Linked DNA regions of Homo sapiens: region 2 is linked to region 1. Evidence: chromatin loops called from intact Hi-C (ENCODE). Cell type or tissue: OCI-LY7. All regions are shown on one strand. Links, peaks and the distances in the headings refer to the core of each region. The heading gives the core; the rest is flanking DNA.

Region 1 (4,397 bases), core at 175-4,174:
GGATGCTTTTTATTGTACCATTTATTAGTAGGTTTTAGAACTAGTATCCCTTGGTTGGAAGAAGAAACAGAAAAGGAATACTCTCCTGTATTTTATCCTGCACACTCCCACACTGAGAAGGGTGAACTCACAATAACTTTGCAGAGCAGGATGGACGGTGGATGAATGCTTATACTTACATAGGGTTGCTGCATCTGGGGCCAGTTTATTTATGGGGTTTAAAATGAGTTCACACATCATTAGAAACTCAGGGCAGTTTGCAGGTGAGAACACTGAGACCTGCTTTTAAAACCTTCCTTATTGGGAGAGAGTTCAGTGGATGCCATATAAAGTCATTCTCTCTTTCAAGCCTCTTTGAAGTGTGAAAATCAGCATCTGCCACTACTTTACACTAATTTCATGTTTGTGAAAAAGGAGATACAGGCTGTTGGTTTTGTGCAAATAAATGAAAACTGCCCAAATGAGAACAAACAGTGGTTACTTATTCAAAGGTAACTATAACAAGGGTGGCCATTATCACTTGTGTTTGGCAGGCTCAAAGGCGGGCAGGGGATGGGAAACCCCCCTTTATAGGTTAGAAAAAGAGAATACTTCAAGCATGCTCTGATTGGAGGTTGTTGGCCTAGAGAAGCTGGACATGGCTAACTAGAAGTGGGGCACCTTAAGTGATTGTATTAGGGAATACATTTGGCCTTCCCTGGTTGGTCCCAAGTTGGAAGCAGAGGTAAAAAATAGGGACGCTGACAGTCACTGACCAAGTCCTGACCATTCTGAGTCAATTGCTGCAGAGACTGTGTTTTGGTTGCCTAGGCTAGCTTCTGCAGAGGTTTTACATCAGAATTCTATCATTATATATGATCTGGCCATTGTCTATTTGTATACTGATTTTCTCAGCTTATAATGTGGACTTTGATGCTTGAGAAAATATCAATCTAATTAAACCTACTGACCCTTGGAAAATTTAGAGTGAGTGCTATGCCTGCTCTGGGTTACTTCTGGAGAATGGCAGTAATCATGCATTCTATTTTTATTCAAATGCTCACATAGAATACACTGAGTCAGGTAAAAGCACACGTTTTATCACAACTACGGGATCTGGTTAGATGGTCGGCTTTTTAATTTCATGGCCGCTCACTGCCACTACAGCAGCCGTCGGCAAGTCTACAAGGTCTGTTTTGAATTCGAAATTGAAAGTATGGCAAACCAAACAGGCCTGATATTGACATTTTGGAGCAAGCTGCTTACCTCTCTGCATGTCAGTGATGTGCTTTGCTTTGCCTTCTCTCTTTATTTTCTTAGATATCTATTAAAGCCTTTGCATTTATCCAAGAATCATAATATGTACATCCAAACTGTCAACCCAAAAATCTGGTCTGAAGTGACGACTCAGTTTCAGTTGAGGGAAGAGGCAATCCTGCCCTCCCACAATGGGTTAGGCCTTTTTTGTGTTGCTATAAAGAAATACCCAAGACTGGATAATTTAGAAAGAAAAGAGGTTTGTCTCATGGTTCTGCAGGCTTTACAGGAAGCAGGGTGCCAGCATCTGCTTCTGATGAGGAACTCAGGAAGCTTACAATCATGGCGGGAGAGGAAGGGGGAGTATGCAACTCACATGGCCAGACTAGAAGCAAGACTAGAAGCAACGTGTCACACACTTTTAAACAACCAGATCTCATATGAGCTCACTCATCACTAAGAAGATGGCACTAAACCATTCATGAAGGATACATCCCTGCAATCCAATCACCTCTCACCAGGCCCCACCTCCAACATTAGGGATTACATTTCAACATAAGATTTGAAGGGGGCGTCTGAGGTATATCCTCTACCCCCACCAGTAAAAATCTACAAGAATAGTCCCCAAATCTTGAATGAATGAAAACAAATGGAAAAGAGGCATCAAATAGGAAATCAGGAAAGTATCAAATCATGGGTCATTTTAATGTGTCTCAGAGATTTAGGTTTAATGAATATTTAACTTTTTTTTTTTTTCTGGTGACAGTTGAAATGAATAGTCAGGTTGACAAGGTAAATGACCCAACAGAGAGTCAACAAGAAGATCAACTAATAGGTAAGATGCCCCTTGTGGTGAGATTTTCAATGATCAACCAGCCATAAGAACTATTTGCAAATGACATACTGGATTTCCCTTGGTTTTGCCAAGTCCCCACAGCATGGCTTGGGATAAACCTTGAAAATCTTTAAACCAAATAACACAGCGTAAGGGGAAACGATCACCCCTAGAAGCTTGCCATCTTGAAGAGGAAAAGATGAGCTACAGCACATTCAAATCATGTATACCCTGGTTTTCTGTGCTTTGACAAGTAAAAAATGTCTCCATCCATCTCACCCCCTGGCCTCCTGGAGTGGTCAAATTATTTCAGAAACTCCAAGCTGATTCTGAAGCATTGCTTTTCTAGAAGCTACCTGCTGAGTTGCTTGGTATATCTGTCTTTAAGCATAACACTCAATCTTTGCCCTGGAGTTTGTATAAAGGAATATGAGTGTGTTTGGACAGAAACAAGCCTGCCTTAGGTCCTGTTTTTTTCACACCACTACCTGTGGACCCGTGCGTCTGCACAAAGGTTTGTTATGTTGAATGAGCTTCAGGGAACTCCCAGGAAAATAAAAAGCCTGGGTTTGTTACGTTGAATGAGCTTCAGGGAACTCCCAGGAAAATAAAAAGCCTGGTCCAGATCATGTTTAGGAGTTTTTCCAGACCAACATTCTAAATCTCTCAGTAGAGACTAAAATATATTTAGAATGATGAGTGTAACTGAGTCCAAAGCCAGTACTGCTTGCTTCATGGCAGCCAATACATCAAGAGACAACGTGTTGAGGCAAGGAAAATGACTTTATTCCAAGAGCCAGCAAACCAAGAAGATGGCAAATTAATGTCCTAAAGAATCACCCTAAATTTATAGAATTTTAGGCTCCTTTTCTCTTTGAGGAAAAGGAACAGAGAGGTGGTTGAGATCAAGAGGTGACAGACATCTGGACTGCAGCAAGGGTTCAAGGGGGAGTTGTGAAACGTCTTTGCCCTTGGTCAGGTCACATTGCTCCTATAAATCTTTAACATAATGTTGTTACTTGTGTGCATACTGTCTTTATCTCTTCGGTGGTTAGTTTTGGGAAGGAACTATTGTCATCTTTGCTTTAAAGTTGAACTATAAAGTAAATTCCTGCCGTAGTTAGCTCACCCTGCATGAAGAGATGAGCAAAAGCAATCAACCTAAAAGATATCACTGGACGGGGGCAGCGGGGAGCAAAATGGAGCTAGTCATGCTAAGCCTCCTTTACACTGCTACCTGAGTGGTCTATAATCCTCTTCCATACCCTGAGGGCTGATGAGAAGAATTAGAAGAAGGAAATTATGCTTGATGTTATAACTGTTCCAAGTTCTGGTTTAAAATATTTAGTTGTTAAAAAAAAAAGAAAAAAACCTATGGAATAAATGAATCATGGGTCATCTAGTGTAAGGCACAAATAATGTGTTGACACCCTTGCCCCCTGTACCTCCTTGCACTCACTGCATGTTCTTGATGGTTCTCTACACTTTCCTAAGAGGCTTGGCTTTACCACTCTTGTGCTCCAGCATCATGGAAGAATAAAATATGGGAATGTGTGAAAGAGTACATGTCTTATTCCTGTATGGTCTTGAATATCCTATAAAACTAAATGTAATGGTATCTGTGTAATGCATGTATAGCATAAGACTGCTAAAAAGTATAAGCTCATACAAACATGTTCTTATAAACATTTCTCCTTTTTTTTTTTACTTTCTTTATATATTTAAAATACCCTGCTAAGCTGCAGAAATGATACGGTTGAGGAGTTTCCATTAAAAAGTAATGAAATGAGACTAAACTTGAACAATTTAAATGCAAGCTCCTCAGTGTTTCCTTTCCTTTTACCCTTTTGCTGCCAATAAACTATAGGCTTCTTGTCTAGACTTTTTTCTTACAGACATTATTTCTTTCCTGTGTGACCAGTGTCCAGATGAAGTGCCAGGATTAGTCTGTTTTTCTTGGTTAATATCAAAATGATATTTTTCTTGAAAATAAAAATGAACTCATATGTTAACCCAAATGAATCAGGTGTCAAAACTTTTTTTTTTTTTTTTTTTTTTTGAGACAGAGTCTCACTCTGTCACCCGGGCTACAGTGTAGTGGCACGATCTTGGCTTACTGCAAACTTCACCTCCCTGTTTCAAGGGATTCTCATGCCTCTGCCTCCTGAGTAGCTGGGATTACAGTCGCGTACCACCACAACTGGCTAATTTTTTGTATTTTTAATAGAGATAGGGTTTCACCATGTTGGCCAGGCTGGTCTTGAATTCCTGATCTCAAGTGATCTACTTGCCTCGGCCTCCCAAAGTGCTGGGATTAAAGGCCAGG
Region 2 (4,397 bases), core at 293-4,292, 56 kb after region 1:
TTTTTCAAACTAAATAATTTTTAAAGTAACATTTTACAACTAAAAGAAAATAAAAATTATATCAGTTACTATAAAGAGATTCTATCATTAACATTTATTATATTTGCTTTATCACATATCTATCCTTCTATCTTTCCATCAGTTTATCTTACTATTAAATAACACAAACAGAAAAAAACACATAAACAGGAAAAAAAAAACCACAGCCAAAAATAAGCATCTGTATACTCATAAAATTACCCTTGAACGGCCTTTGTTCATGAACCACTGTGGTTCTCACAGTGTGTTCCAGGGATCCCGGGGCCTCCAAGACCCTTGTACATTCGTAGGATCAAAACTATTTTCATAATAATCCTGAGATGTTATTTACCCTTTTCACCCTCATTAGTCTCATGAGTACAGTGTAGTTTTCCAGAGGCTGCATGATGTGATATCACAAGAGGTTGAAGGCAAAAGCAGATATGAGAAGCCAGCAGGCTGTCTTCTATTAGGCCAGACACTTAAAACGCTTGCAAAACTGTAAAACAATTCTGCTCGTTCCATAAAATTGTTTTGTTCGGAAAATGTTATTTAAATAAAATATATTTTTATGTTAACAGGTAATCAGTTTATTATTTTAAGTGAATTAATAACTAAGTACAGTATTTACATTTTTTTCTCAATGTTAAACTCTGTGAAAGAAAATGAAGTCATTAAGGCTAAGGCTTTAAAGAGGGGTTGGGAGATTTCAAGAGGATTGCACTCACACCTGCTAAAGGTCAAACCACAGGATGTTGCAATAGACTCGGAAAACAACTGAAGTCAGTCTTCGTCTGCCTTCAACATCTCTCAGCTGGGAATACCCTAAGTAATCAATAAGAATGGGTTTGCAATTTAGGATTTCTGACCAGCCATTGGACTACCTTCAGAAATAACTTGTGGTGGAAATCCCCTATTAAAAAAAACCTCTCTGTGCTTACCTTATGGGACACTATTCAGAGCTGATCTGACTCAGTTTACCTAAGCTGCACATCTTGGTTTCCTGAATAAGTGGTATTTCCTTTCACCTCTGTGTCAATTTTTTGACAGTAATATGGTGAATATTGATAAATTTAACTCATGTAAACAAAAGCTCATTGGCATCTGCAATAATTTTTAAGATAGTAAAGAGTACAGTGACAAAAATTTGGCGGCACTGGAAAAGCCAGCCTGCCCTGGTCTGCACTGCCTTTGAAGTTACCCAGCCTCCACTGGTAAATGTTAGAGCCAACCTCTTATTTGGTGAAAACACACTTCGCATAAACTGGCTGGAAACACATATTTAAACCAAACCCTTTTTTGTACTTATTTGGATTAAAAGAAAGCTTTCATTAGAAAACATAAAGCCTATTTTCTTTTTAAATCAAGCCACAATTCTAACCAGCAGAGGATGAAATTCAGCAAGGAGAGAATGAACAGAGGCAATGAGAAAGGCATCAGATCATTATGAATGGGATGCAATGCGCGTGCTTAGGAAAGATTGATTTGAGCAGCGCATGTAAACAGTCCTGGCTGTGGGGGAAAGTTTCCTTCACATTTATCTTCTCTCAAAACCAAGAGAGAATTTGCTAGTTCATTTTTTTCCTATTAGCTCTGCAGTCTTAAAAAAAGATTGTACCCTACTCTTGTGTTGCAACAACTTTCTTTCCTATTTACCCCAACTAGAAGGACAGGATCATGTTTCTGCATTTCAAAACTGTATTTCAAAAACCATTTCAAGAACTATACCATTCCAGTTCTTCAGCTTTATTTTGTAGGCTATTTGTGTGTGTGTGTGTCAAAACAGGCTAAGCTCCAATTTTGCCTTCAGTCCTTTAAAACTGTAGCACAAAATGCAAGGTCAAGAGGTAGCATTTAAAGACATCGTCCCACATGGTCTATTTTTGGTCTCTCTTTTTGATGATATATAGTTTTGGTTGATGCAACTTGAAGATGTTCACCTGGAGCCCTTGATAAAGGGACAAATGTCACAGAGCTGAGAAGCCATCTCTTTCGCATGATCCCAAGATCTCCAGCTATGCTTTATCTCCAGTAAGACTGATGAGAACTAGCTGCTTCAAATACAAATGAGAGCCTCCTTTTATCAATCTGGCAAGGTAAATTCTTGTAAAGGTGGGCATTCTCCTTCACCAAGGACAAAACAAAGGGGAAAGAACTTCAAGTGCAACTGCAGGGATTTAGGCTGAATGTCGAGCAAAACCTCTGTGAGTAAATGTTATCTACCAGCTGGGGACTGAGCCAAAGCAAAGGTCAGCGGCCATCTCTTTCAGAGAGGGAATGGTGCCTACCAGATTCAGTTGAGAGACAAAGTCAACATCAGTTGCCAAGAGCCTCTGCTTGGCAGCCAAAGTCCAGAAGATCAGTGACAAGGAGACCAAAGGAGAAAACATAGGGAGCCATGGAGCAGCCACACAGTGCCCTCCACAGCACCTCTTCCTTACCCTTTCACCTCTCTCCATCCCGATCATTCCTGGGATAATCAATTAGAGATGCGAAAAATATTGCAGTTCTCAGGGGAATATCTTAGGGTGGATTTTCAACAACACAACCTATGATGGTGTAGCTAAAGAAAAACCTTGGCCTCTCTACCTCTTCCCTCTCCCTCTCTTTCTCCCTCTCTCTCCCCCATCCTTTCTTATCCCAGGCCCATGATACCCAAGAGACAACAGAACAGATTCGTGAAATCAATCACACGGGTGAATTGCCCATCCAAATCAGGGAGCTTGATTTTCTAACTTAACGTTAAATCACCTCACACATCTCTTAAGGCCAGAGTCACTACAGAGACACAACATTGCTAAAGTTGAGCTTGACAGTGTCAGAGGGTCAGACTCCTGGCTTGGTCCTCAGAACCCCAGAAAGAAGGCAGCTGGAGGAAACCAGCAGTGTGATCTCACTGCAAGGTGCAGTAACAGCACAGGGGTGGGGCTGCTTTATAAGGCTTTTGATTAAATTCAGTGCTGCCAAAAGGACTGAGGGACTTTAGTAGGCAAAGGCATTTATGAGTAGGAACTGACTTTTCTGGGCTGGGCACGGTGGCTCATGCCTGTAATCCCAGCACTTCTGGAGGCCAAGGCAGGCGGATCACTGAGCTCAGAAGTTTGAGACTAGCCTGGGAAACATGGTGAAACCTCATCTCTGCTAAAAATACAAGAAATTTAAAAAAAAATTAGAGGGGTGTGGTGACATGCACCTGTAGTTCCAGCTGCTCAGGAGGCTGAGGCAGGGGAATCACTTGAACCCGGGAGGCAGAGGCTGCAGTGAGCTGAGATTGCACCACTGCACTCCAGCCTAGGTGACAGAGTGAGACTCCATCTCCAAAACAAAACAAAACAAAACAAAAACCTGACTTTTCTGAATTTGGCTTCTAGACAAAAAAAATACTACTTTGAACTAAGTCTCTACATTAAAACAGATTCACATCATGGCATTTGATCCTCATGAGAATCTGCCCCTTTTTACTCTCTTGCACTGGTTAGTGATTCTCCCACACCAAGAAATTGCAGGAGACTGAAAGGAAAAACAGACTGAGTTATCAGTGGGATCATCAACATTGATGAAATTTATGAGTTAATGCCAGATTCTTTGGTATACCTTGCCTATGAGACTCAAGTCGGTTTTTGAATTTTTTAGGTCTATTTGTTTGGTTTCAGTCTTTACTGTCAACCATCAGTAACAGATGCAATAGATAAAACCACTTGTTCAGTTGATTTAATTTGGTTATTTGCAGTGGTTTAAAAGAAGTGTTTTTGTTTTTGTTTTTGGGGGGTTTTTTGTTTGCTTGGTTTTTTGTTGTTGTTGTTTCTTATTTTACCCTGGCTCACACTGGAATCACCCAGAATTTTAAAAAATACTGATGCCAGGGTCTCACCCTAAGAAATTTTGATTCAGTCGGTCTGGGGTATGTCTTGGGCATGGAGAGCTTTTAAATTTCTCCAGGTGATTTTCATGTGCAGCCATGCTTGAAATCTACTGGCTAAAAGCAATGGTTCTCAAATTTAGCATGCCTCAGAATCACCCAGCATGCTGGATAAAACAGATTGCAGGACCCCACCACCAAGTCCTAGGTGCAGATGAGCCCCAGTTCCCATAAGATCTCATGAGATCCCAGGCAATGCTGATGTTCCTGGCCCGATGACCACCCTTTGTGAACCACTGGCTTAAATAATTAGTGCCAACACTTTTCTCTAAGATGATTTTCATTACATTGATCTGGCGCCAAGGAGAGTGCTCTAAGAAGCAGACATCCAATAATGACAACATCCAGTGGAAATAGAGCCTTCCTATCTCTTAGACCTCATGGAACTTCTTGGGTTCTGAGACTATTTATATGTATACAAGAGAAGGGACCAGACTGTGGTAATGGGTGCCTAGGCAAG

What was found. A loop is a pair of places that touch in the nucleus more often than their neighbours do. Peaks named below come from ENCODE experiments on the same cell type or tissue, not always from the same donor. Only the 100,000 strongest peaks of a DNase experiment are listed, where the experiment ranks them.
Region 2: a loop joins it to region 1, with 4 times the contacts of the local background. A loop is called at or near these places in 3 of 110 quality-filtered maps.

Annotation. Positions count from the first base shown.
Region 1 is chr20:16,042,569-16,046,965 of GRCh38, forward strand. MACROD2 (mono-ADP ribosylhydrolase 2) reads left to right here. Exons shown (of 18, transcript NM_001351661.2): 17 at 2,003-2,071. Among named protein-coding and RNA genes, the nearest start is that of KIF16B, 530 kb to the right of the region's middle. In OCI-LY7, for the core only: CTCF peaks have their summits at 2,070 and 2,285; a DNase peak (open chromatin) is centred at 353; H3K4me3 peaks cover 275 bases; H3K27ac peaks cover 2,696 bases.
Region 2 is chr20:16,098,641-16,103,037 of GRCh38, forward strand. No RefSeq gene overlaps it. Among named protein-coding and RNA genes, the nearest start is that of KIF16B, 470 kb to the right of the region's middle. In OCI-LY7, for the core only: no CTCF peak of the experiment used is centred there; no DNase peak of the experiment used is centred there.